7 separate regions of the Homo sapiens genome follow, and all the other regions are linked to region 6. A link is a loop called in an ENCODE intact Hi-C map of the cell type or tissue named here. Cell type or tissue: PC-9. All regions are shown on one strand. Region 1 overlaps PALLD (palladin, cytoskeletal associated protein). Region 2 overlaps PALLD (palladin, cytoskeletal associated protein). Region 3 overlaps ANXA10 (annexin A10). Region 4 overlaps PALLD (palladin, cytoskeletal associated protein). Region 5 overlaps PALLD (palladin, cytoskeletal associated protein). Region 6 overlaps PALLD (palladin, cytoskeletal associated protein). Region 7 overlaps PALLD (palladin, cytoskeletal associated protein).

What was found. A loop is a pair of places that touch in the nucleus more often than their neighbours do. Peaks named below come from ENCODE experiments on the same cell type or tissue, not always from the same donor. Only the 100,000 strongest peaks of a DNase experiment are listed, where the experiment ranks them.
Region 1: it touches region 6 in a loop (3-fold over the local background); 3 of 110 quality-filtered maps call a loop at or near these places.
Region 2: it touches region 6 in a loop (3-fold over the local background); 5 of 110 quality-filtered maps call a loop at or near these places.
Region 3: it touches region 6 in a loop (5-fold over the local background); 11 of 110 quality-filtered maps call a loop at or near these places.
Region 4: a loop joins it to region 6, with 11 times the contacts of the local background. A loop is called at or near these places in 10 of 110 quality-filtered maps.
Region 5: a loop joins it to region 6, with 19 times the contacts of the local background. A loop is called at or near these places in 59 of 110 quality-filtered maps.
Region 7: a loop joins it to region 6, with 7 times the contacts of the local background. A loop is called at or near these places in 15 of 110 quality-filtered maps.

The regions. Positions count from the first base shown.
Region 1 is chr4:168,765,765-168,769,764 of GRCh38, reverse strand. The region is part of intron 10 of PALLD (palladin, cytoskeletal associated protein); the gene reads right to left. Among named protein-coding and RNA genes, the nearest start is that of PALLD-AS1, 120 kb to the right of the region's middle. In PC-9, no CTCF peak of the experiment used is centred here; no DNase peak of the experiment used is centred here.
Region 2 is chr4:168,881,354-168,885,353 of GRCh38, reverse strand. The region is part of intron 10 of PALLD (palladin, cytoskeletal associated protein); the gene reads right to left. Among named protein-coding and RNA genes, the nearest start is that of CBR4, 130 kb to the left of the region's middle. RefSeq lists an enhancer at 3,918-4,000. In PC-9, no CTCF peak of the experiment used is centred here; a DNase peak (open chromatin) is centred at 2,293.
Region 3 is chr4:168,181,560-168,185,559 of GRCh38, reverse strand. It overlaps ANXA10 (annexin A10), which reads right to left. Exons shown (of 12, transcript NM_007193.5): 10 at 3,819-3,877; 11 at 879-1,001. All of the region lies in intron 2 of LOC105377524 (a long non-coding RNA gene), which reads left to right. Among named protein-coding and RNA genes, the nearest start is that of ANXA10, 91 kb to the right of the region's middle. In PC-9, a CTCF peak has its summit at 1,645 (motif pointing left); no DNase peak of the experiment used is centred here.
Region 4 is chr4:168,512,810-168,516,809 of GRCh38, reverse strand. The region is part of intron 2 of PALLD (palladin, cytoskeletal associated protein); the gene reads right to left. All of the region lies in intron 1 of LOC107986198 (a long non-coding RNA gene), which reads left to right. Among named protein-coding and RNA genes, the nearest start is that of PALLD, 18 kb to the right of the region's middle. In PC-9, a CTCF peak has its summit at 2,349 (motif pointing left); no DNase peak of the experiment used is centred here.
Region 5 is chr4:168,915,684-168,919,683 of GRCh38, reverse strand. PALLD (palladin, cytoskeletal associated protein) reads right to left here. Exons shown (of 22, transcript NM_001166108.2): 17 at 3,657-3,789. It also overlaps a transcript of CBR4 not described here. Among named protein-coding and RNA genes, the nearest start is that of CBR4, 93 kb to the left of the region's middle. In PC-9, a CTCF peak has its summit at 2,119 (motif pointing right); no DNase peak of the experiment used is centred here.
Region 6 is chr4:168,583,852-168,587,851 of GRCh38, reverse strand. All of the region lies in intron 2 of PALLD (palladin, cytoskeletal associated protein), which reads right to left. All of the region lies in intron 1 of LOC124900807 (a long non-coding RNA gene), which reads left to right. Among named protein-coding and RNA genes, the nearest start is that of PALLD-AS1, 63 kb to the left of the region's middle. In PC-9, a CTCF peak has its summit at 2,156; a DNase peak (open chromatin) is centred at 371; H3K4me3 peaks cover 555 bases; H3K27ac peaks cover 2,695 bases.
Region 7 is chr4:168,829,862-168,833,861 of GRCh38, reverse strand. All of the region lies in intron 10 of PALLD (palladin, cytoskeletal associated protein), which reads right to left. LOC124900809 (a long non-coding RNA gene) reads left to right here. Exons shown (of 2, transcript XR_007058361.1): 1 at 1-1,125; 2 at 2,146-2,336. Among named protein-coding and RNA genes, the nearest start is that of CBR4, 180 kb to the left of the region's middle. RefSeq lists an enhancer at 1,319-2,179. In PC-9, no CTCF peak of the experiment used is centred here; a DNase peak (open chromatin) is centred at 1,861; H3K4me3 peaks cover 2,283 bases; H3K27ac peaks cover 491 bases.

The DNA of each region.
Region 1 (4,000 bases), 180 kb before region 6:
ATTATGAGTGTTCCTCTAGATTTTCCTGCTCTCCTTGAGATTTCTGAGTCACCACAGAGGGAGACCCAATGTGATGTCTGGCCAAGTTTTGCAGGGTTAGCATTCTCAAGAAAAGCAGACTTAAAAGGTTTCCTTTCAGAGTTCCCTAAGCTCCTCAGACAGTCTGGAGCAGAAACTGTCCTGGGACCCATGATAGAGCAGAGAAGAATTGTAGCAGGCAGGGGGAGTTCAAAAGGGTAACGCCAGCCCACGGTTGAGTTCTAGGCAACGGCTTTGAGACCAGCCCGGCCCCATCTGTCACAGACCAAGGCAGAGACACAGAGTTCCCAGACTCTGCTCTCCATCTCAACCTTTCAAGCTTTGCACCTTCAGAGATTCAAGCCTGAAATTCCCAATCCTTTCTCCTCTCTCTAAAGACGAGACCTTATACAGATGAGGCAAAGTTTTCCACGTCACTGTGAGGACAGTTCTAACGGATAGCTCCAGGGCAGGCATGTGCACAGATATACTCTTCCAGGATTGTGTGCGTGGAAATCTGATTTATAGAAGCCAGGAGAACAGCTTATTTTTAATATTTGACTGGGATACAATGAATGTTCTTCACTGGAAAAGTCATCTATACACACTCAAATAAAACACATACCGGCTGGGTGGTGGCTCATGCCTGTAATCCCAGTACTTTGGGAGGCCGACGGGGGCGGATCACGAGGTCAGATGGAGACCATCCCAGCCAAATGGTGAAATCCCGTCTCTACTAAAATACAAAAAATTAGCTGGGCATGGTGGTGTGTGCCTGTAGCCCCAGCTACTCAGGAGGCTGTGGCATGCGAATTGCTTGAACCCAGGAGGCGGAGGTTGCAGTGAGCTGAGATGGCATCACTGCCAGCCAAATGGTGAAATCCCATCTCTACTAAAATGCAAAAAATTAGCTGGGCATGGTGGTGTGTGCCTGTAGCCCCAGCTACTCAGGAGGCTGTGGCATGGGAATTGCTTGAACCCAGGAGGCGGAGGTTGCAGTGAGCCGAGATGGCATCACTGCACTCCAGCCTGGTGACAGAGCAAGACTCCATCTCAAAAAAACAAAAGAAAAAACATACCATTCAAATTAGCTGCCATGGCCAGATTTATTTATTTTTTATGTTAGTCTATGCTCTCCAAAAATAAATTGGGTCTATGTGACACATGCTGAATAAAAACAATTTTAATAAATAGATCATATGCATATAGTCATGCATGTAGTATATAAATGTAAGAAACTTTTCTGAAACGAATTGCCCTGAACCTACTAAATAGAACATATCTTTGTTTCTTCCCTCTATCCTTCATCTTGACCTTTATTCCACCGTCTGATCATCCATGTCTTAAAACAAAGTGTTCCAGGTTCAGGGTAATTAATGTGAACATTCAAAGAAGAGCACTCACAGGTAGAGCGGATGTTTTAGCTTTTCCTTTTTTGACACGGCTTTTATATGCTACAGTTTGGACAATAGACTAAAGTTTGCCCAATGATATTGTGGCTCCCAGGGTAGGACTTGATTGTGGTCAGGTGCATCCAATTAATTACAATCTCATGTGTTATAAAAGAGTAGTATCAAAGATCAACAGAAATATAGATAAAAGAACCGGGGATTCCAGTGGAATGCGGATGGGAGAGGAAGTCGGGTAAACTTCACGGAAGAGGTAACATTTGAACTACGTCTTGAAGGATGAACAGGAGGTTTTCCAAAAGGTCAAATGAGGGAGATGAGGGAAGATTCTAGGAGCTTACAGGGAGTATGGAAGTCTGAACCATGGTGGGTATGGATAACAGCTGGGCAATGGTGGAGACAAGGCTGGAAAGATGGGCTGGTGTAGGGGTGAAAGCCAGGCTTGGACTGAGGTCTTCCACTGAGGGTAAGAGGAATGATATAAGATCAGAGGCTGGGCACGGTGGCTCATGCCTGTAATCCCAGCACTTTGGGCGGCCGAGGCAGGTGGATTACCTGAGGTTGGGAGTTTGAGACCAGCCTAACCAACATAGAGAAACCCCATCTCTACTAAAAATACAAAATTAGCCAGGTGTGGTGGTACATCCCCGTAATCCCAGCTACTTGGGAGGCTGAGGCAGGAGAATCGCTTGAACCCGGGAGGCGGAGGTTGTGGTGAGCTGAGATCGCGCCACTGCAGGCCAGCCTGGGCAACAAGAGCGAAACTCTGTCTCGGAAAAAAAAAAAAAAAAAAAATCAGAGACAGGGAGTAAATAAACCTCAGTATGTAAGGAAAACCATGAATGCTGACATTGTTATTAAAAATAATTTACTGGTATTAGCCTAAGTTAACAATGTTATCTCTGGATACTGCAATTTGGGCAGCTATTGTTCAGCTTTCTACATTACTATGCATATATATTAATTGTATAGTGAAAAGGGGGAAATCATTCTATGTGTTTGTCCAGAACAGGGGAGAAGTGGCTGGAGAGCAGGTCATGTGTAAGGGCCTGGTGGCTGTACCCAACCACAGGCACAGTCTGTGGCATGAGATGACGATGGAGGCTGAAATAACTAACGCAAAGGCAAACTTAAGTGAAAAGCAGCACAGGGTCTAGATGAAAGGCAGAGATAGTTGTGGAGGGTTGGGTTGTTACAGTCCCAGTACTTCCTGGGCTCTTATTTGGCCGGTTGTGAAATGTTGCATCCAATTCTAGGGACCATAATTTAAAGAGTTGAGTCTGTCTGGAAGAGGACTGTCAGGAGGAGGAAGATTTCTGAAAGCCAAGTCATAAAAGGAAGATTTACAGTATCTTGAGATGTTTATACTAAAGAAGAGATAACTTACAGGGTCATTGCAGCCATCTTTAAATACTTGATGAGCTGCCACACCAATGAGATAAGACCCATCCTCTACATTTCTCAAAATTAGAACTAACACCAATAGCTGGCAGTTACAGGAGGCCAGTTTTGGCTAGACGTAGAAAAACAACTTTAAATGACCATGTTATTGCTAGAATGACTGAGATCATATCCAACAGCTTCATAGTTGATAAGTGACTCATTCTAAGGCGCAGTGACTTCTCCCGAAGGTCGTTCAGCTGGTCAGTGGAAGAACAAGCACTGAACCAATTCCCATGCCTCCCAATCCTATACTCTTTCCCCCGCATTATGCTGTCTTGCAGCCACTACAGATGCCCATCATGGCTTGGCCTTCTCAGGAAACAGGCTCTCCGTCTCTGCATGTGTCCATTCACAGGCTGGACAACCGCCTGCCTTGGGTGCTCCCAGGGAATGTCTGTGATGGGCAGAATGTTGGAATGGACAGTCCCTAAGACTGCTTTCAAGTCCATGACACTACCATTTGAGTTTTGGGAATTGACCTGAAAATGTGGGTTCTTTCAGGTAGAGCTCTAGTATTCACTAAAGAGAAGTCTAGGAACTTATTATTTTTTAAGTGAAAGCAAGTTTATTAAGAAAGTAAAGGAGTAAAAGAATGGCTATTCCATAGGCAGAGCTGCCCAGAAGTCTAGGAACTTAGGAGCAATGTAGCAAACTAGGCATACAAAAAAGGTGGAAAAAACTTCTCAGTACCCTTTTCCAGTTTCTTAAGAACCTATTGTGGTTACTATTGGTATTATTGCGTTGATATTATCACTCCCACACCTCACATTTGGCAGGATTCAGGGGTGTGTTGGGTGGGGAAGAAAATCTTCCTGCTTGGGTCCTTACTCTGCCAACCAGAAACTGTGAAATCCCTACAGAAAGGGACTAAGTCCATATGGGTGTGCCCAGAGCCATGGCAGAAAGCCACCTGGACATGGTCACAGAATAGATTATAATAACATTCAAAGCATTTTCATTCATTTTGGCCTATGCCAAGAAAGACACACCCTCTTCTCTTCCTCCCAACCCCTACCCACCACACTTAACAAAATCCACACCCCCATGAGTAATTCAGCCATTTATTTGGCCCACAATCAGAGGTAAAGGGCTGAATTGCTGACCTCACTAGTACATATCCAGATCCTGAA
Region 2 (4,000 bases), 300 kb before region 6:
CAACATTATTTAAGTGAGATGGCAAAGACCCCCCCACATCCTAAAGGATGGTCCTTGATCACAAAGGCTAATAACCAAGTTGGGGAATAAGTTAAGGAGCAAACCATGTGGTACCAATTCTAGATGCAATGGGAATAAAAAAGAAACAGAAAACAGTGCTGGCTAGAATGACTGCAGAAGACTCCATGAAAGAGGCAAGTTATAAGCCCTTGAAAGATGACAAGGATGTAGACAAGTAGAGTGGAGAAGAAGAAGAAATTCAGAGTCAGCGTGAATAAAGAAACAGACGTGATAACCTGTTTTTTTGTTTGTTTGTTTTGTTTTAACCACTTAAAAGCTGTGTGGTTTGGGCTAGTGACCTAATGACCATATGTCTCAGTTTCCTCCTTTGTAAAATGTGGGTATTAACAGCTCGTATCTGATGCGATCACTGGGTAAACTACATGAACTAATGTGTACTAAACACTTAGAACAGCGCCTGGTGTAGTAAGAGTGGATCTGAAGTGGCAAACAGAAAATATTCAGCATGGAAGTAAGTCACAGAGACAAGATTGGCTGAGATAAACAGAATGGAAGAGGGGAAGGAGTTTAAAAAGATGCCAAGAATTCTTGACCAGAATTTACAAGAATGTGCAAATAACCCTTACTGATTGCCTTCTCAGTGTTCAACTCTGTTCTAGGTGCTAGAAATACAATGTTGAACTAGGTCACAATAGTTAGAAAAATTGTATTTTTATGGTGGATATGGCAGAAAGAGATAAGAGAAAAGAATGGAAGGCAAGACATATCAGGAGGTGGTAAACGCAATGAAAGGACAGAAGTATGAGCAGATGACTGTATCAGACAGTGTGGTCCATCAGACTTCTGAGGAGGTGACTCTACAGTGGTGGCCTAAACCATAGGAAGTGGCTGGCTATGTGAGACCTACAGGGAGAGCTTGGCAGTGCAGAGGTCCTGTGACCAGAACCAGCCTGGCAGGGCCAACGGATGGGCACTGTGAACCCTGAGGAAAGAGGTATGGAATACAGTTTTCTCACACTTATTCTAATATGGAACCTCTTCTCTTTTTCAGAGCATCTCACTGGACTAACGTAATTCAGAAACACTTTACGAAATTAAAAGTTGAGGACAGGGTTTAGGGGTAGCATGCAAGGTGAGAGTTAGAAATAAAAGTGGAGTATTTTGAAAGGGGAGGCATGAGGAAAGAAAAGCAGTTATAAGTTTTGAGGCAAAAATTTGGCAACTGAGTTTGTTTTCCTATAAAACTAATGCTATGTTAGAGTTTAATGTAAGATGGTTGTAGTTCTGCTCCCTGAAGTGGCACCTTCTTTTGATAAATGAAGAGTAGCAACTCATTAGGAAATAAAAAGAGTGGTGACAAAGACATGATCTCCTTTTTTTTTTTGATGGTTTGCACAATTAAAAAAAAATAAAATAGTATTCAAAGTTAGTAGTTACCAAAACCAGAACTCTTCACAAAAATCCATACTCAGAGGCAAACCTTAACCAATAAACAATTTGTAACAGGCCTCCTGCACTAAATACTTCATTGTATACACACTCAGCCCAACTGTACAAAAAACATTACTGATCTGTTTACTCTGGCTTTAACAGTAAGTCATTTGTCATTTAAAAACAATATTCATGTGGTTGGGATAAAAACATCTCAAACATATACACAAGCATCTGGAAGGTAAAATTTTCCAGATTCAATCACCACCAAATCCCAAGAGGTCTCTTTTTTTGGCTACTGAATAATCTTGAAAGCATCCTTCCCTTGATATGCTATTGCAGGTCAATTCTGTGAGCAGATTTCAGAAACTCAAATTTCCAGAGCACAATATTGATTAAAGAGATAAGGTACCAGAATCAACCAGAGAATTTAACTATTACAAGTCCTCTTATTCTACTCTTCTCACATTCAGTGAAATCTGATGGTAACTAAATTCCACAAAATTTCAGAGTGAGCAAACTCATTAACATGTTGGCATTTAAATATCACTTATATTCAAGAATGTAATGTATTAATATATAAAAGAGCCCAAGATATACAAACTGAGCTTTTGTATATCAATTCTGTTTTCCTTTTACTGAATTTTACGGTAAAGCAAAGGCTGTTAAAGTACAAAAAATGGGTAACTTAAGCTCATATTTAAAGGAAAATAGATAACTTTATTGTAATATCAAATTCTCCTCATATTATATTTTGGGTTCTTTAAAAAAGAAAATGACAAAGGCACGTGGGTTACTTTTTTTTTTTTTTTTGAGACAGAGTTTTGCTCTGTCACCAGGCTGGAATGCAATGGCGCAATCTCAGCTCACTGCAACCTCACCCACTGTGTTCAAGCGATTCCCCTGCCTCAGCCCTCCCAAGTAGCTGGGACTACAGGTGCACACCACCATGCCCGGCTAATTTTTTGTATTTTAGTAGAGATGGTGTTTCACCATGTTGGCCAGGATGATCTCGATCTCCTGACCTCGTGATCCACTGGCTTCGGGTTACTTCTGTTCATTCATTCTGTACAACTTGGTACACAGCCGTACAGGTCTGATTTTGAGCTGCCCCAGGGGCAGAGACATTTCAACAGAATAACCCAGTCGCAGCAGATCCTGGAGGCCTTGCCTACTAATTTGTTGGTAAATACTTGTCCAGGATTGGATACAACTTGATAAGATACTGGACCCTAATGAGCCCAGTAATAACACCTCCAACCCCTTCAGGTCAGAGAATGAAAAGCCCCCCACTATCTGTTTCCTGAAAAATAGGAGAAAGATAGGTAGATGAGATGTCTGCAAAGTACATTGCGGCTTGTATCTGTTGGATTCTTTTTCACTGGTTACTATCTAACCACAGTCTTGACTTGAAAACTGGTGAAAATGCCCTGTGTCATGAATCTTAAAGTACAGTTAAATTTGTTACAAAGTTTTCCTTGACTCGGGGATTCTGATTTGCTGCTTCTACAACAGCTTTCTTTAATCAAGAAATGTTAGACATTAGAGTTATTTGAGATGAACCTAAGTCACGCTATGCTCTCCTTGCTCAGGCATTTCTTCCAGAACCCTGGGAAATCCCGTCACCTCTTGAGTAACGATGATAGTGTCCCCACCTACCCGTTTCCTATGAGGGAGAAAGAGAGCGACAATGAGATAATGTCCATAAGGAGCTGTGGGCCTATATAATAAAAGCTGTCATTAATACATCTGTATAAAAGCTCTTATTGACACATGCTCTTCTTTGTGACAAACATGGGGCAACATTTCAAACCAAAGCCCTGCTTATATAAAAGAGGTAGTTAAGAGCATACAACATTGTGGCACTGTGGCTATGTGGCACTCCCTTATGAGCACAGATTCCAAGAATGTGAAGATGGCAAAAGAAACAGTGCCAGTCTGGTTCCAGGGATGGGTCTGATCTGATTCACCCTTCAGACTTAGTATGGCCACTCAGAGACCAGCAGAGCAGAACTGCCACACTATGCCTGTCGGCACTGCCAAATCTTCTGGGTTTCTTCTGTGTCTTAGGGCTGATTTACTATGTGGAGAAACATGGTTACAGCAATGGAGGCTGTAACACCAACTTACCAGCAATAGTGAGGGGAATAGAATACATTAATTTTATAAAAGTGCAAACAGATTTCTCTCTAAGGCATGCTCTCCTTACTGCCTCCATCTAAAAGAGTTTGTCAACTTAATATTTGTATCTGTTGACAGCTTTGTGCAGGGCAATATTTTGCCAGTGACCCCAGTAAATTTGGGGAAGATGTAGCATAAAGGAAGAAAGGCATTTGAGGAACTGTATGTATAGAAGTTCCCCAGACCGCAGTCAACCTCTCTCCGGCTCACAGAACAGCATGCAGTTGGTTGACTGCGGTCTGGGGAACTTCTATACATACAGTTCCTCAAATGCCTTTCTTCCCCAGATTTACTGTCTTTTGCCTCGGCTTTGTGGTTTATCACTGACATCCATGACCTTTGTTCCCTGCTTTGACCTCTGCTACCC
Region 3 (4,000 bases), 400 kb after region 6:
TTAAAAGTATCAGAATGAAAACACTGGCTTGTTCAGTACTGAATCATTGCTCCTTTGCCCTTCAAGGGCTAAAGGGATAAGGATATGTAGAGTTGTATATAGCTAGGAACATTAAGTCCCTCCGAATTAGCAGTTTATGATATTTGACTGACTGCCCTGCCTTCTATGACAATATGAGAGGACAGCTCAACTGATTTAAGAAACCTCTTCAAAAGTAATGCAGCCTTTTGCAATATATATTTTTCCTGAGCCTGATCATACTTCAGAATTTAGCTCTTTAAGCACAATTATAGAGAATGAATATTTTGCATGACTGCATCAATGCTTCTGGGTAAAACACATCAAAGAGGAATAAGTTCTGTCGCTGAGGTAAAGGGTTCTCTTTTTTTTTTCTTTTTCTTTTTTTGAGATGGAGTCTCACTCTGTTGCCCAGGCTGGAGTGCAGTGGCGCAATCTCAGCTCACTGCAAGCTCCGCCTCCCGGGTTCAAGCGATTCTCCTGCCTCAGCCTCCCGGGTAGCTGGGACTACAGGCGTGTGCCACCACACCTGGCTAATTTTTTGTATTTTTAGTAGAGACGGGGTTTCACCGTGTTAGCCAGGTTGGTCTGGATCTCCTGACCTCGTGATCTGCCTGCCTCAGCCTCCCAAAGTGCTGGGATTACAGGCATTAGCCACCACGCCCAGCTGAGGTAAAGGGTTTTCTAAGTTAGCACCTGCCGATGTTCTAAAGACTGTGTAGAGGAAAAAAACTAGGTTATCCCTGTCTGAATAGTTAACTTTTTAGAGTCTGCCATGAAGTTATTTGAATGAGAACTTTTATCTCAGTTTCAAAAAGGAGAAAATGTGGGTCCAAATAAATCATGTGTCGGAAACTTACTCTGATATCATGAAATAGGGATTTTCCATATCGCTCTTTGTATCGTTTCCTTATGGTCAGCAGGTCTATTTCACTTCTGGCAATGAGAATCCTGATTACAGTTTTATTATGGAAACCAAAGTCCTAAAAGATACAGAAAAGTGGGAGAAATGAGAAGACAGCATCCTAAAAGTCAGTCTGTCCCAAGTGGACACACCCCTTTTCTGTAGTCATTTTCTCTTCTTCCTGAGTTCTTCCAACACTGGCATCACTGGCCACACAGGCTGTGGTTCAGATCCTGAGTCATTTCTGTCACTTCTCCCTCTCCCTTACCGCATGCTGACAGTGAATTATTCTCTTCTATTTTCTGAATGCCTTGTGCTCTCTATTCCAGTGCCACGACCTTGACTCTGACCCTTATCATTTCACCCTGATTCTGCAATAGTTGCTCCCCCTTTCTAGCCTTGTTAACCTTCACACCGTCCCACTCACACTGCATTATAAACTGCAAATCTGATCCTGTGGTCCTTCCTGGTAAGAATTCTTCCTTGGAGGGGAAGACATTCTCAGCTCTGTCAGATGGACATTGATTTGTCTAAGACAGCAGTAACATTTTAATTTTATTTTCTTGTCATCATTGATAAATTATAAAAAATTAGAATTCTAGGTGATTCAAATATTTGCCGGTTTAAATTCAAATGCAGAAAAATACAAAATCAATGTCTGTATGCTAGCCCCAGAAATACTGCACCCTAACAAATCAGTTTCAAATTGTCTTTCCAAACAGAGTAATCGTGACATCTAGTGGCCAGAAAACAGAATCTGATTTTTGAAGACAATGTTTTGAATGTATATTACTAATAAACTTTTCATAATTTGAGGTGGTTAAAATGAATGATCTAACAAGTATTCAAACTTAAAATGTAGATCGTTCACTTTAGAGTTCACTGGAGGAGAACACAGAATATATCTTTGGTTCAGGGGTGATTAAAGCAGCTTTTTGACAAACATTTGACATTTGAGGTCTTCAGGTATCAAAAATTACATTACTTGAATATACAATCCTTCTCCGTACCTACAAACCATTTGTGAATACGCATATCTTCCTATTGCCTTATAACACATACACAGCAAAAATACAGTTTTCATGTACTATTAGAATAAGTAGCCTTGAATTTGTGCATAATTGGAATCAAGGTAATTGTAGTTATTTTCCCATAATCATTCACAAGTGAAGCTTCATACTGTTGTTGTAGTGGTTGGTTCTTTGAGAAGGAAACAATTGAAATCATCCTATAGCATTTCCAAATACACTATTTCAAATAAATGTTTAACCAAATCAACTGTTTCTCCTAGAAAATAGAATAGGAGAGAAGCAAGACTGTGAGCATTGATCTTCCTTTTGTGTTCTGGGGTTATCCAGGTTCTTCCTTTGCATAAATGAGAAAATACACTGCAGAAGATATATAATAACATACTCCTGACTATTAACATATTTTCCCAGCATGCTGGCTACTTTTAAGAAGTATATCTGTTAAATTTACCTTGAGGATAAAACTGATGATTAAAATTACTGTATTATTGGATTATTTTTAATCGTTTTCTTTGAGTTTTCAAGGCTACGACATGTATATAATTATCTCTATGAGACTTTCTTTTTCTTTTCTTTTTTCTTTTTTTTTTTTTTTTTTTTCCGAGACGGTGTCTCGCTCTGTCGCCAGGCCGGAGTGCAGTGGCGCGATCTCGGCTCACGCAAGCTCCGCCTCCAGGGTTCAGGCCATTCTCCTGCCTCAGCCTCCCGAGTAGCTGGAACTACAGATGCCTGCAACCACGCCCGGCTAATTTTTTGTATTTTTAGTAGAGACGGGGTTTTACCGTGTTAGCCAGGACAGTCTAGATCTCCTGACCTCGTGATCCACCCGCCTCGGCCTCCCAAAGTGCTGGGATTACAGGCATGAGCCACTGCGCGCGGCCGAGACTTTCTTTTTTTGTTTCATGTAGATATGGATAAGGAGTGCATTATGTGATGATGCACTTAAGTGTTTGTTTTTTAAAAAAATGAACGCTCCAGGCCGGGCGCGGTGGCTCACGCCTGTAATCCCGGCACTTTGGGAGGCCGAGGCGGGCGGATCACGAAGTCAGGAAATCGAGACCATCCTGGGTAACACAGTGAAACCCCGTCTCTACTAAAAACACAAAACAAAATTAGCCGGGTGTGGTGGCGGGTACCTGTAGTCCCAGCTACTTGGGAGGCTGAGGCAGGAGAATGGCGTGAACCCGGGAGGCAGAGCTTGCAGTGAGCCGAGATCGCGCCACTGCACTCCAGCCTGGGCAGCAGAGCAAGACTCCATCTCAAAAAAAAAAAAAAAAAAAAAAAAAAAAAATTAATGCTCCAAAGTATGTGCGACTGAATAACACACTGAAGTATGAAAAACATTCCCATTTAATTACAAAAATAGATTTAGAGTTTATGGTTTTCTAGTTATCACTTTAAATACTTTTTGAAAATAGCACAATGTTCAAAAATATCCATTGACATAATTTCGTGTATTGAAACTTCACGAACGTGGCAATTGCTTGCTGAGAGTTTGTAATATTTTGACATTTTCTGCTTAATGCCATATGTTTTGTACTTGCATAAGTCTGATGTGGGGGTCTTTGGAAACATACAAAAACATTTGAATTTACCAGTTTCTGCAGATATTAAATAATCTCTAAAGTGCACAGGGAGATACACCCCAAATATGGTTCCCTAAATTTGATACAGAAAGCAGAACATTATTTTTATCTGATATGTCTTATTTTTGGTGTCTAAACCAGTTTTTCTCACTTGGGTGTATTTTCTTTGTACATACAAGTTCAAAAATGGTAATGAACATTTAAATGATGGAAGTAAAATTAATCCTTTGAGAAAACAGACACAATTTCTGGAGAAATTTTAAAAATATATGTCTTACTTACATGAATTGCACTATATAATCTATAAGCAAAATAGGCTGGTTTGTCTCGAACACAGAGAACTAGGAGAAATCAGAGAGAGAAGAAGAAACATTGAGAGTGAAAACATATATTTTCGTCAGAATTTGAGAAACAATAACACTTTTCCTGTTACAATTCTTACATTGTATTGTAAGGTCAACACT
Region 4 (4,000 bases), 71 kb after region 6:
AAGATATTTGGAATATGAATTCCAAGCGTAGATTTTTAAAGGTGGCAATTCCACTATCTCCATTTCTGGAGGCTTTCAGTAAGCTATGCATAACTTCTAACTCCACAGTGACAGTGGCTAAGTCTTCTCATTAACAACTGCAGCATGGGATCAAGAATCATAAGAGCTGAGTTATACTCCAGTCTCCATGACTAATGAATGATTTTTGTATTACTAGGCACATCATTTCACAGTTTTTGATCCCAGTCTCCTTACATTTAAATGGTTTAAAACATACAGTTGATAAAATATTTTTAAAGGTATAAATACCTTTAAAATAAATAAATAATACCTTTAAAAATAAATAAATACCTTTAAAAATATAAGGCCTCCTTTTTATAATACCGGAGGTAATTTTGAACTAAAATTCTTCACAAATTTTTTACTAACTCACAAAGTCAAGAGTGGAGAGAACAGGGAAGGTGAGTGATGTCAGGGAACAGGTCTTTATGCTGTTTGGAAGGAGTATATGAGAATATGGGACATTTGAGCATAAGCAGAGAAAAAATGAATTCTGACTTGATTTCATTTAATGTAGTAATTCAAATTGTTAATATAATTTGCATATCATGTGAATACTACCTCAATTGTATATAACGTCCTTTTTTATGCATAGGGTTTTCTTCTATCAGCTCTTCTTTCTCTTGTTGAGATTTTGTTGGATATGCAATAATAAAGGAGGAAAACATATTTTCAGTCCTGTTTGTAGTCATAAGTGGTGTTCACACAGTGTGAGAGGGTGAAGTGACTGCATGTGAAGTACAAATGCCTTGCCTTGAAGTGACTGGCCTGGTTTTACCCTGTTGTTTCTGTTACTTCTTCCCTGAGTGGGGGCTTCTTTATCCACATTTGTAAGGTTCATCATGCCAGCTTTCAAAAGCAAACAATCTCTGTTGTTTAATCTAAGCTCCAGCCAGCTGCTTAGTAGCCCAGGCATGTTAACCTAGCAATTGGTTTCCCTAATCTGGACCCAGTTGAGTCACTAAGATTCTGCTCTGTTCTTTTGTCTTTCTGGAGCTATGGTCCTAACTTTCACTTGCTTAAACTCTTGCAAGGTAAAGGTTTCTCCCCCGTGTTCCAGCTCCTGTATCTTGATCCTACTGTCTGCTGCCATGTTTTCCTGTGACGCATTCCCTATAAGTCAGCCTGGACCTTTCCATTGGCCAACCGCCAAGCTTCTTGGCACCATACCTCACTTACCTCCCAGTACAGCTGCCAACTACCCAACACTGAGGAGCGTCTCTGCTCTCACCAACCAGTGTCTCTTGGGCTTCTGCTTATGGCTTGCTTTAGATTCTCCTGACATCTCCTTGCCTCTCCACACGTCTGTCAACTGCTTCTGTGACCTCAGGAAATGGCCTGCCAATCAATAGGTCTGCCTAAGCTCCAGGTCCTAGGTCCTCTGGACTGACACAGTCTGAGTCAGGTTCTAAAATGCCCCATTGCAGGAAATCTTTAATAAAGGTTTTCTTCCTGATAGAAAATTTCCTTCAAAGATTTTCTCTTATGACTGTCATATGTCTCATGTGGTCAAAAGAGCTCAATGTTCTTAGGCGTCTGGTGCACTTACAAATACATGACAAGGAGGATCAAGATCTTTGGAACAGAAATTTAAAAAATCCAATGAGCATCTATGCTCTCCCTCTCAAACAAAAACAGCCTCCAAACCCAAAAAACTCTATAGGATACAAACATGACCAGCTAACTTTCAACAATGGAACATTTTATGAGACTTAATTATTCTAGAAGGGCATAATTTGTCAAGTTTGGACTTTCATAGACTGCAGAATAAGAGAAAACTAGTTAATAATACTGCAGATACTAACTAAATTAAATTTTAGTTCTGCTACCCCCAAAGAGGCAGAAGTGTGAATTTGATGACCCCTAGAATCACCAAATGGTTAAGTGAATTTTAATACAGTAATTATGGTCTGTTCACCTGAATTAATCCTTCAATGCTAAATGGACTGCTTTCTGTCATTTTTTAAAGGTTGTAGTATACTTCAAGGGTTATTTTGGAAGTAAATGTAGGTGGAACCATATGTAGTTTGAAAACCTGTGGAACTGTTTTGAGTGACATGAGAATGAATGTCTAATGAAAATTATTTATTTGCAAGATTGATAGGTTAAAAAATCTAAATAGAATCTGAAACATTCATTTCTGTCAAAGGTAAAATGTAAGAAACAAATTCTTCATGTATATAAATCTGTATAAATAATCTACATAAATAACATATAAATGCAGAATTTAGAACGACATATTTAATTAAATGAACACATGAAAAAGTTTTTTACTGCCCCCTGCTGTCAGTTTCTTAAAGAATTATAGTAAAATTACTGTAAAGCTGACTCAAAGTGAATTAGTTGAACAAATTGGTCGGGGGAAAAAAATCGCCCACCTGTAATCACACCACTTTTCAGCCAGTAATGCTAATTTTTACTTCATGTGTGTGCACAATGAGGTCAGATTAAGAAACCAACACTAGCAAAGCTTGTGTTAGTGAGCAAAGGATCAGAGATACAGGGAAGTTTGTGATCTGTGAAATGCTATTAGTAAGAAAGTACCAGTGTTTCAATTCAATCTTTAGCCAGTGATGTCTACTTTACCATTTTTTTCCAAATCAAATAATTTTCAGTTAACTTTTTTTTTTTCTTTTTTTGAGACAGAGTCTCGCTCTGTCACCCAGGCTGGAGTGGAGTACAGTGATATGATCTTGGCTCACTGCAACCTCTGCCTCCCAGGTTCAAGTGATTCTTGTGCCTCAGCCTCTTGAGTAGCTGGAATTACAGGCACTCGCCTCCATGCCTGGCTAATTTTTTGTATTTTTAGTAGAGAGGGGGTTTCACCATGTTGGCCAGGCTTGTCTCGAACTCCTGGCCTTAGGTGATCTACCCACCTCAATCTCCCAAAGTGCTGGAATTACAGGCATGAGCCACTGTGCCTGGCCCTTGAGTTAACTTTTTAAATATTTATGTAATTTAGGTAAAGCATTCTGCATGAATAAAAGCAAAACTTCCCAGATAAATGAATATTCATTATTTGTGTAGTATAATCCTGACTTGTTATTTTCATTTTGCCATATAAAATTAAGAAATGAGAAATAATAAAGATAATAGGTAACACTACTGCAGCAGTTACTAGCTGCAAGGTACTGCTTTAATTTTCCCCATGTATTATTTAATCATAAAACAGAATGATGTAGGTATCATTATACTTCCCATTTCACAGATGAAGAAACTGAGTCACAGAGGGGTAGAGTAACTTGGGCAATGGAATCATGACTGGAAACCCTGCAGGGGGACTCCAGGATCTCTTTCCCCTTAACATTTTTGCTCAGGGGAAGGTATAAACTCTACAATGAAGTCAGAAGAATGTATAGAAATTCTAATGAACATGGTGGTATGAGTGCCTATTAACTCTAAGTGCATACTCCCTTCACTGTTATTTCTTGCTGTCTCCATGCTCTAGTGGCCAGAGCCTGTGTAGGAATAACGGGCAGACCTGCGGAGCTCCTGACTTGATTTATCTTTCTTTCTTAGGAAAGTTCTGCCTTCCTTCTTTGCATCACATTGAAGGGGTGTGTGTGTGTTTATGTTACTGAATATGTGCCTATTTAGTCCATGCCTGAGACTAGATTATCCATTTGGGGGATAATTTTTGTTTGGTTTTTGTTTCTTGTATATGAGAATCTTTTTTTTTTTTCTTTCCAACTTTTACATTCGGGGATACGTGTGCAGGTTTGTTACATGGGTAAATTACATGTTGCAGGGCTTTGGCATACAGATTATTTTGTCACCCAGGTAATGAGATTAGTACCTGATAGGTAGTTTTTTGATCCTCAGGCTTCTCCTACTCTCCCCCCTCAAGTAGGCCTCGGTGTTTATTGTTCCCTTTAATGCGTTATTGGGGGCTAATCTGAAGGTTGGCCTCTACACACTCGTGCCTTTCACTTCTAGATAG
Region 5 (4,000 bases), 330 kb before region 6:
TAAAAGGGGAGGGGGCTTTTTGGAGGAAAAGCAAGCTGCTGCTTTAGTGTTTGGCTTATCGTCAGGATTTTTTCCCCTTTCAAAGCTTAAATACACTAACTTTTTTTTTTTCCTGATCTATCTGTACATGTGGCAAGGTTTTTCACTTTTTTTTTTTTTTTAAGACAGTCTTGCTCCTTGCCCAGGCTGGAGTGCAGTGGGCACAATCTCAGCTTACTGCAACCTCCGCCTCCCGGGTTCAAGCAATTCTCTTGCCTCAGCCTCCTGAGTAGCTGGGATTACAGGCGCCTGCCACCATGCCTGGCTGATTTTTTTGTATTTTAGTAGAGACGGGGTTTCACCATGTTGGCCAGGCTGGTCTCGGATTCCTGACCTCAGGTGATCCACCTGCCTCGGCCTCCCAAAGTTTTAGGATTACAGGCGTGACCCACGTGCCTGGCCGATTTTTCACATTTTCTTTATCCAGGTCAGATCATCATAGTGAAATCAATAGGCAGTTTACTTTTTGTTTCCAATATTCTTTTAATGGCAGGCGTTTTAAGGACAGTTATGTGCCAGTCCAGTGAAAGACAGTACTGTTATTTCTTTCTTAAATATGATTAAAAATAGAGATAACCAGTATGGTAAGTGTGTATATACCCATCATTTAGTCACTCTCTTATTTTTTATATTTAAAAATAAATTCCAGATTTTATATACCATTACCCCCATATAGCTCAGTATGCATTTCTAAAAACAAGACTTTTCCATAATCACAATTCCATTTTACACGTAAAATTAATAATTCTTTGGTATAATCTAATTATCTATTTAAAATAAAATTTCCCTGGTTAACTCAAAACGTTATTTTACAAGTGGTCTGTATGAATTTTTTTAAGTGTTTTTTAATTGATAAAAATTGTATGTAATTCTGCACATTATTTTGAAATATGTATGTGTTGTGGAATACCTAAACTGAGCTGATTAACATATGTATGACTTCATTTTTTTTTGTAGTAAGAACACTTAAAACCTACTCTTAGCAATTTTCAAGTATATAGTACATCGTTATTAACTATAGTCACCATGTTGTACAACAGATCTCTTGAACTTATTCTTCCTGTCTGAAATTTTATATGCTTTGACTAACATTTCCCCAACTTTCCCTCTCCCCGTCTAGCCCGTGGTAATCACCATTCTATTCTCTACTATGAGTTCAACTTTTTTATATTGCACATATAAGTAAGATCCTGTAGTATTTATCTTTCTGTGCCTGGCCTATTTCACTTAACATTATGTCCTCCAGGTTCATCCATGTTGTCACAATGACAGGATTATAATTTTCCACTGTGTGTGTATGTATGTATATATATATATATCTCATATTTTCTTTATTCATTCATCTGTTGACACTTAGGCTGATCCCGTATCCTGGCTATTATGAATAGTGCTGCAATGAACATGGGAATGCAGATATTGCTACTGATTTCATTTTCTTTTCTTTTTTTTTTTTTGTGGGGGAGACGGGGAGTCTTGTTCTGTTGCCCAGGTTGGAATGCAGTGATGCAACCTCTGCCTCCCAGGTTCAAGTGATTCCCCTGCCTCAGCCCCCTGAGTAGCTGGGACTACAGATGCATGCCACCACACCTGGCTAATTTTAGCATTTTTAGTAGAGATGGGGTTTCACCATGTTGGTCAGGCTGGTCTCAAACTCCTGACCTCGTGATCCGCCCGCCTCAGCCTCCCAAAGTGCTGGGATTACAGGCGTGTGCCACTGTGCCCAGCCTCTGATTTCATTTTCCTCGGATATATAAGCACTAGTAGAATTAACTGGATCATATGGTAGCTGTACTGTATAATTCTTAATTATAGACCAAAAATGAATACACACTCATATATATATAAAATATATACAGACTGAAACACAATTTGTGTATTTATACTGTAAAAAATAAATAATGATCCTAAGAAATAAAATATTTTTGTTATATTTATTCTTTTTATACATTTCTATAATCCCAGATTTACTTTCTGAAGAAACAATGCCCAAATCCTCTAAGCAGCCTATATTTGTGTTCTCATATTCCATACAGAACCAGCAGAGGGAGCCCAAATAACTTTTTAAAACCTTATCCATATTTAAGAGTTAAACTAAATTTAAGATCAGTAAACAGGGGGCAAAAAAGAAATCAAACAAAAAATTTTAGAGCAGTGTTTCTTAAATATTTTTTCCCTAAACTCCTTTGAGAAATGGATGAACGTTATCTTACACACATAATTTTGTAGGTAATTTCAGAGTTCAAACACCTAATGAAGCCTGCCTACCCAAGGACCTTGGGTTAAAAAGCCTTGCTGTAGGCCGGGTGTGGTGGCTCATGCCTGTAATCCCAGCACTTTGGAAGGCCGAGGAGGGCGGATCACGAGGTCAGGAGTTTGAGACCAGCCTGGCCAATATGGTGAAACCCCGTCTGTACTAAAGATACAAAAAATTAACTGGGCGTGGTGGTGCGTGCCTGTACTTCCAGCTACTCAGGAGGCAGAGGCAGGAGAATCACTTGAACCTGGGAGGTGGAAGCTGCAGTGAGCTGAGATCACACCACTGCACTCCAGCCTGGGCAACAGAGGGAGACTCCGTCTCAAAAAAAAAAAAAAAAACCCCAAAAAAACAAAAAGCCCTGCTGCAAAACAGATGAAAGAAAGATGTCCCTCTAACTTATCTTAGAATTAGAAAATGGGGGCGGGGCACTGTGGCTCACACCTGTAATCCCAGCACTTTGGGAGGCTGAGGTGGGCGGATCATGAAGTCAGGAGTTTGAGACCAGCCTGACCAACATGGTGAAACCCCATCTCTACTAAAAATACAAAAATTAGCTGGGCCTGGTGGCACATGCCTGTAATCGCAGCTACTCAGGAGGCTGAGGCAGGAGACCCAGGAGGCAGAGGTTGCAGCGAGCCGAGATTGCACCACTGCACTCCAGCCTGGTGACAGAGTGAGACTCTGTCTCAAAAAAAAAAAAAAAGAATTAGAAAATGGGAGGAATAAAAGTCAGAGTAGATATATGGATACAAAATTTGTATGAAAAAAGAATGAAGACATGGTAGATTTATCATATTTATTATTTCAACATTTAAAGGGATAAATAAAACCTCCTGATGACTTTCTAGAGTAATGTCATGTAGGGTTCTGAGTAAAGAACATATTTAATTTAGATTTAAAGAATCATAGTAAACAATATATAAATATCCGACGTATTTCACTTTTTCCCCCCCTTAAGCTAGAATCATTTCATTTTTTGAGACAGGGTCTTGCTCTGTCACCCAGGCTGGAATTCAGTGGCTCGATCATAGCTCACATAGCTTCAGCTCCTAGGCTCAAGCAGTCCTTCCAACTCAGCCTCCCAAGTAGATGGGACTATAGGCACACGCCACCACGCCTGGCTAACTTTTGTATTTTTGGTAGAGATGGGTTTCTCCATATTACCCAGGCTGGTCTTGAACTCCTGGGATCAAGCGATCTGCCCGGCTTTGGACTCTAAAGTGCTGGGATTATAGGTGTGAGCCACTGTGCCCAGCTCTCATTTTATACTTTATGTAATTTCCCCAAAAGGAACTATAGAGAAATGGCAAGTGAGGGAGAAGTGGGGCAATAGGATATGCAAGCAATAACAAAATCTTACTTTGCAGTCCATTCTGCAGAGTTTTCCTTCTTGAACAGTCAGATCTCCAGGAGCCTGCAAGAAGTGAGGTCTGAAGAATCGCTCCTGAATTGGTTCATTTTCGTCTCCACTGTCCCTTGATCTAGAACGAGGCCTTGAAACAAGAAAGATGACAGATAGATAGAAATATAGATAGTAGTTACTTCCAGACTTTTAGTCATCTGTTTTCTTAAAATACATGGGGTAATAATATGATTTCCTTATCTGATCCCTACAGCTAAGATTTACACATTAAAAAATCAGAAAAGCAAACTCTTGTTTAGTTTGGAAGTTTACTATAAATTTAATTGTCTGCCAATTGCAGG
Region 6 (4,000 bases):
TTTAATGAATCATCTGAGTGCTGTTAGGCCAAGTGGTGACTCAGTTTTTTGGCTATTGGGGATGGCAGGAGAGTTCTCTTAACTCAGTTTTGTGGATTTCTGTATGGTGGAAAATGGGAGGAGGTGGTGAAATCCTTAGTCTTAGTAGCACTGGTTAGGGAATTGCTACAGCAGGGGAGAGGTAGAATAGGGAAAAAAGCAGCTGGCCAGGGATAACCTTAGCCATGCACAAGGCAAGCTGAGGTTTGAGAAAAAACGGAAAAGTTGGGAGATGCTGGCACAGCTGTCCTTCATAACCGCCTTCACATCCGCTCTCCCTAGCACTGAAGCCTCCCTGCGCTTTGGAGTCCCTGGCAGAGACTGGTTTGGGCAGTCTTTCCAGTGAAATCTGGTGAGCTGTCTGCTGCTTTAGCCAAGGAGTCCTGCTACTGAATGACATAAACAGTTCCCTTTCTTCAAGGGTGAAAGTATATTGGTGTGTTCTAGCAAACCAAGCAAAACGTGAAAAATATTTCAATTTTTAGGTGGCATTTGGTCAAGTGATTGCCTATGTGGTCTTCAAAGAATGTCTCCACTGGGGATTGACTATCATGATGCCAGAATTTTCCAAATCCCTAGACTCTTGAAGATCTTTCTAGCTGCTATCATTTGAAAGCTTAGCAGATTGTTGTTTATATCTACACACCCGCATTCTTCAACATCAGCACTGCAGGCATTTTGGGCTGGAGAATTCTTTGTCGTCGGGGGGTGTCCAGGGCACTGTGGGATGTTTAGCAGCTTCTCTGGCTTCTACTCTCTAGTACACCCCTCTCCCAGTGGTGACAACCGAAATGTCTCTAGGCATTGACAAATGTCTTCTGAGCAGAAGCGCAGCTCTGCAAAGAGACTGTCTAGGATACTAGACTTTTCCTTTTTACTCACTCTCTTATCGCATGGTACCCCTAGCTATGTCTCCTTGCCCTGAGGGAACGTTCGATTTTTTTTTAAGGAAATTCAGGAGAAAATATTTTTTAATTCCACAAAAGAATTAATGCAGAATTGAGAGACTGAACTGATGATGATTTGGTATATAAGGGTTTGAAAGACCTCTAATGTTTAAATTAGGCTTGTTCCATGGATGTCCAGAGTGCCCTGGAAAGCATGACCCATTTGAACCCAGGAAGCAATCAGCTCTGCCACCAGGAGCACTGGGCAGCCATATGATCAGAAACTGGGTTTACAGTTCAAACCCAGTACTGGGTTCTAATCCATACTTGCACAATGATTCAGCTTACGTTTTAGCTTGGCAGTTCTAGAAATCTCTGGCTATCTCAGTTTTACCAGTTCTAAAGTAAAGAGAGGGATTCGCTCCTCCTCTCCCTCCCACAATTCCCAAATTAGTGATCAACGACAGCAAAACGAATTGGGTCCAGCATGTAGACAGTGGTGAATTCTGGACTTTGCTGGGCAAGGGAATCTCAAGTTGAGGCTCAATTGTGAGGTGTAACAAGGTGTGTAAAAAAAAACGTTCTCTATATTCTTAAGAAGGGAGTTGCTACATAAATTTGGGGCATATCTAATTCCTAATGGTTTACCAGGAGTTTGGGAATACTGGAATCAAGGGGTGAAGAGTCTCAGCTTTTCTTTTTTGTGGGGCCGGAAGTAGTAGCTTGATAGGCACTGCTTAGAAAGCCTTTTTTTTTTTTTTTTTTTTTTTTTAGGTCTCTTGAGGACCTGGAGAAGCGATGTAGTATACTAAAGATATCTTAAAGTGCTCAAACACTCTGGCTAAATAAAAATTTCTCAAGACATTTCTTTCCAACTCGAACAAAATTACCAAAATATGAGGACATTGGTAACATTTAAACAGCAACCTTAATAGACCTATAATAGTAAACAATACGACTGTATTTGGTTTGAGGGAAAGAAGTTTATCTAGCTAATGCTATTTTCCTGACATTCTACCAATGCAAAGGACCCTGGATCCAATACTTTAATATGTCATTGTGTGGAAATCTCAGCTCTGGCCTCTTAAGAGTACTAAGAAGATTCCCCAAGCTAACTCTGACATTGTTTGGGAAACTTGGCTCCTAAGAGCAGGCGTGGGCTGCTTGGTTCCACCCTGGGCTGGGGAGCTTTTCAACTGGTATTGTGTCCACAGGCTCCCTCAGCTGGTGTCTCCGAAAACGACAGGCTGCTCCTCATACTGTCCTGAGCGCTCAGAATTAAACTGATGGGGCCAGGGGCACACTCAGTGCCTGCGCTGGGGACTGGATCCCAGGCCCCCCTCTGTTTTCTCTTCTATCTAAGAGTGCCTTCGTGCATAGACATGACAGCATTGATGAGCTGTGGGATGGCTGCAATCCCTACTTCATAAAAAGATGTGGGTCAGTAGAGAGAGGTGGGAGGAGAGGCATAAGGCTGGTTGCAAATCTCTTTTCTGTGACCTGCCAGTATAATTGAAGCTACATTGTTAGTTACACCTCATCTATGAAATGGGTTACACCTCATCTATGAAATGGGTTAATCATTTCCTCTCCTACACGGACACACACACACACACACACACACTCACACTCATATATTCTCATGGTCACACACACACACTACTCATAAGGATGTTGTGAGAATTAAACAAGATAATGGTTATAAAACCACTTGATAAACTGCAATATGTCATAAAATTTTGAAACTATTGTTTTTGTTGTACATCATGAGCAGTATGTCCTGTGTTCCTACATCTTTTAGAGACCATTCAATACATTTGGAATCTATTACCAAATAGAAATAGTTTCCAAAACAAACATATCTATCTTCTTGTCAGTTAGAATTAGTCAAATTTTTATCATAAATAACTATTATTATATAAACCAGTTATATGGGAACTGGTGTAAAATAGCCAAGAAAGGGGGGAACTCTACTAGACATTCCAAATAAATGTGTAGTTTCTTCATGTGTGTGTGCATGGGTACTTTGTTGAGGGAATATTTTGCTCACCATTGGCCTAGAATAAATGTTTGTTAAATGAATGAAAGAAAATATACATTATATAATGACTTTCCATCAAACAGTCCCCCTCAAGTTTATCCATATTCTCAGCCATGGCAGGATTTTCCATCACACATGGTCCACATTTGAATGTTCATATTCAGAAACACGGCTGGGTGAAACTAAAGTTTACTCATTTTTGGATGGCAGAAACAAACCACAGATTGAAATAGAAGACATTGTAAGCAATGTGTCTGACATACTTGGTGACTAAGATAGAAAACAATTCCTTAGATGCCTTAAAAGTGACATTTATTTTATATATCCAACTTTTCATGAAGGCAATCACACAAATTAAGATTGTTAACACATACTCTAATGAAGGATTAAGTAGAAATTTAAATGGAAAGATGACAAAATCCAAAATAACAATTTTTGGTTGAGATCCAAGAAAGATGACTTATGAACACATTTCTTTGTTTAATGCCAGACCCAGTAAAAGTACCATCTTGGTTATCTGGCATCTGTTCCATGCCTATTGGCATTCTTAACGCACACTGTAATGATACAGTGGTTCAGCAGAGGGATGCTTACACTTTGTTGAAATCTGAATATATTAATTTTAATTGCTTTAAATTAAAACTGAAGACGAGGTAAAAAAAAAAAAAACCTGATGGTCTTAGAGTACTATATAAGCTGGTGCTAGATTTTACCTGATGTCTATACATAATGATTTCCAATTATGCAAAGCCACATTGGAATGGGACAAAATAAAAGTGGGATAGGGATAGAATCTGATATTTATTTGGTTCCTTCTTTGTGTTAGACACTTTATGTGCCATTTCATTAGCTTCATATGCACCCACGCACAGAGTTTCATGCTCCTTATTTCAGAGATGAGAAATTTTGGGCTCAGAAAATTTAATTGCATGTACTAGAACTGGTAGAGAAAAAATGGAAACTATGCCTTTCTTGGTGGTGGGGAATACCACCACCTCAGTTTGGATTGGAAGGTTGGAAGAAAGAAAAGATA
Region 7 (4,000 bases), 250 kb before region 6:
TCTCCTATATCCATTGATCTAAACAGACATGGGGAAAATCAAATTAACTCAAACCTCTTATCTAAATCAAAGTCTGCCAAGTCTGAAGGGGGAAAAAAATTGTTTTGGGGGGATGTGAAAAAAAAAATAGCAAGAAAGATGCTGTCTTTCTAGAAGCAACCCAAACCCAAATCCCTGGACAATTCTCTGGCTATCTTTTCCTTAGGTAGTGGGAGTTAAGGAGACAGTCCTGACAGGAGCCTGCATAACACAAATCAAGAAATTATCCTCACAGCCAAGGCTGGTGACACCATTCCTTAACCTGGCGGAGGGGAGCTTTTCAAGGCTTATGAACCAGGATCATATTATTCCATGTCTCTGAAGCTTGGGTCGGTCCCTCTGTCCTTTTCTCGTGCTAGTTTCTCTGTGATTACGCATTAAAATGTAGAGCCAGTCATCTCTGGCTCCTAGAGACTCCCAGGTTGATGAATGCACACCCGTCCTGGAATTTCGCCTGAAGACCAGTAACGGGACTCGGTGTGCCCGGGCCTGTTCGGGGCACGCAGCGCAAGACCCGGCTCCGCAGGGTGGGAAGATGCCCGAGCCCAGGGAGACCCGACCGAGACGCCCCCTCTCCTGCCCAGCGCGCCCCCTTCCGTCCCCAGCAAGAGAGCAAAGGTCCCAAGCCTCAATCCGGGCTCAAGCGACCAAACCCCTTTCTAGAGTCTGGACCACTCACCATTCGGGACAGAGCTGCCCCCAAAAGTTAAAATGAGACAAACGGGCGGGAAGCCCCCAGCCCCGGGGCGGGGCCGGCCTAGAGCCCTGCGCTCCAGCTTTGGGAGCTCACCCAGGCCCGGGGAGGGCCAGCCTGGCTGCTCACGGGACCCTCCCTTGTTGGCCCGGCCGTGGCCGGGAACCCACGCGTGGCCGGTGCGCGCTGCCAGTGCTGCAGCTGAGGTTCGGGTTCGGCCCGCGCCCGGCGTGAACAAAGCGGCTGCCAAGGCCTGGGACTGAGGGGACTGAGCCGCCGGCTCCACGCCGCCCCCAGGCCCAGAAGAAACACCGACTGCGGGCCGGGCACAGCACCCGGCCGGGGAAAGGACGCCCCGAGTTACGCGCAAACTTCCTTTGAATGGCGCCCAGGTGGGGTGAACCATCCCAAAGAAAGGAGGATGGGCTTGGGAAGGGAGGGCTCGGCTCAGGTCGGGGGGACCCCTCCGTCCCCACCCTCTCCCCGCCAGCTGCCAGGGAATGATGTCATCGCCTCTCCCGGCCCTCACCCCTGTCTCTGCCAGCCCCGCTTTCTCTGCTCTCCCACCCCAGGTCTGACCCCTCAGGGAGCGTGGCCAAGATTAAGAGAGGGGCGGGGGGCCGTGGGGGTGCGAGGTGTTCAGAGAAGAGTTAGGAGAGCGGGAGGGATCGTCCGTGGCAGCAGAGCATCTTCTCCCGTCTGGGCCCTGCCAAGATGATGCAGACATTCCTATCTGGAGCTCCGCTTTCAGGGATCTGTGCTCCCGCGGGCCGGGGGAGGGAGAGGGCTCGGGAAGGAACCGGCCGGGTGGAAAGTGCGCTGACGAGTCTCTTGTCCTCCCCGCCCCCACCCTGTCCCGAGCCCTGCACTCCCGACTCGCGGCCCACCCTGCACGCTGCACTCCCTTTAATTCACACATTTCTTCCACCAGCCTCAGGGCCGATTCCCCGCGCCTACCTCGGCTCTCCGGGCCGCCTCCCGCTGCTGCCCGATTCCGCGTCCGGAGCGAGCGGGAGCTGCAGCGGGCTCCGCGGACCGGGCGCGGGGCAGGTATCGGGCTTTATACCTCGCCCGCCGGGTGACTCAGGAGGCTCCGAGCCTTCACCCGCCGCCCTTCAAAATAAGAGTCCGGCGGCGCGGCGGGCGGGAGAGAGGAGGCGTGGCTCGCAGCTCTGGGACGCGGCCCCCAGGTTAGGGAGGCTTCCCCGCACCCACTCGTAACCTTGTCCCGCCCTTTGCATCTTTCTGGTCGCAGGCCCCTTCCTGGGGCAGCCAAGCTACAAATCGGGCTTTCCTGGAACGATCGAGAAGTGCTAATAACGGGAAAGAATTTAAGTTTTTTAGGCCCATAGATATGTTGTCGGCTTGTTAGGATGATTCTCCTCCGGTGTTTGTGTTTTTTTCCTTTACAGACTAAAGAGTGTCCAATAAACGCGACTCCAGGGCAGCGTTTTAGGGGAAAGCAATAAAAACTCACGGTAGAATGGAAGCTGCCCTGAAGGAATGGAACTGCGAGACTGGGGCTGGGACTGGGGCTGTGGGGAGGGAAAGCACATACAGTGTAAAAACGATTGTGTGACATTAAATCGAAAAGCACAAATCATCATGCAGTATATTTCTTTTCTAAGAAGAGGAAGGATAATTTTTAGATTTCCATTAATTAGTTTACTGGGTTCTGTGTAATAAAAAGCTAAATTCAGGAGCCCTTAGGGTGAGAAGAGTAAAGCATTTGATCTAGCAACATCTGAGGAACCCGGTCCCTATCCTATCCTGTGATCCTCTTAGCTCATAAACTACTGGAGGCCCTGAGTCACTTATTTTAACGCTCATCTACACAGGAACTTCTGTAGAAGTGTTTTCAAAGAGGAACTGGACTCATTCGTTCCAGAATTAATATTCTATGCAAAATTTGTGACAGATTGTGGGCTTAGCCCTAAATCCAGATCACCAACTTTTCTTTCACCAGATCAGCTAAGGACACCCCTGGCTCTGTGTATAATCCTCCAGTAGCTGGGTTGGCACACCATGTCACAACAATTTCTGTCTTCTTTCTCCTTCCAGAGTGTGCTCCTTGGCCACTGGGACCAAATCTTTCACACACAATAAGCTGTTAACAAAATGAATGCATGAATGAATGAATGAATGAATGGTAATATCTACCATTTACTGAACTTACTGTTGTGCCAGGCTGTTTCGGTAACGTGGTCACTCAGTAACTGCCAATAAATGCTAACTAGTTTTGAATAGCCAGTAGACCACTTGTTTAAAGGGTTTAGTACTGTAACTGTATCCTGCCGTCATTACTGATATCTAACACTAGCATTGCTAGGTTCACTGTCTTCAGCCAGGTAGTCTATTCCTCTCTCGGAAATATCTTTATTGACTTTTAAATGAATAACGATGTCTGTAAAATATTAAAAACCAAATATTGTTCTTTAAACAATAAACCAAAATTGAATGTCCCTGTGATTTTACTCCCAGAGATAAATTGTTAGCTGCCTAAAATATAGTCCTCCAGGCTTTTGGATGTGTATTTAAACACACACTTAAAATAGCTTAGATAATTGTTTCCATACAATTTTGTAACTTTTTTTTTTTTGAGACAGGGTCTCACTCTGTTGCCCAGGCTGAAGTGCAGTGGTGCAGTCATGGCTTACTGCAGTTTTGACCTCCCAGGCTCAAGTGATCCTCCCACCTCAGCCTCCTGAGTAACTAGGGCTACAGGCACGTGCCATCATACCCAGCTAATTTAAAACATTTTTTTTTGTTCAAGACAACGTCTCGCTATGTTGTCCAGGCTGGTCTCAAACTCCTGATCTCAAGTGATCCTCCCACCTCGGCCTCCCAGGCGTGACCACCGCACTCAGCCTATAACTTTTTTTTTTTTTTTTTTTTTTGAGACAAAGTCTCACTCTGTCACCCAAGCTGGAGTGCAGTGGCGTGATCTCGGCTCACTGCAACCTCCACCTCCTGGGTTCAAGCGATTCTCCTGCCTCAGCCTCCCAAGTAGCTGGGATAACAGGCGCCTGCCACCACACCCAGCTAATTTTTGTAGTTTTTGTAGAGATGGGGTTTCACCATGTTGGCCAAGCTGCTCTTGAACTCCTGACCTCAAGTGATCCGCCTGCCTTGGCCTCCCAAAGTGCTGGGATTATAGGCATGACCCACTGCACCTGGCCTGTAACCTATTTTTTTTAACCTAATAATATACTGACCATAGTCATCTTTCTGGGGATAATACAAAGCATTATCATCTCTTGCATTTTT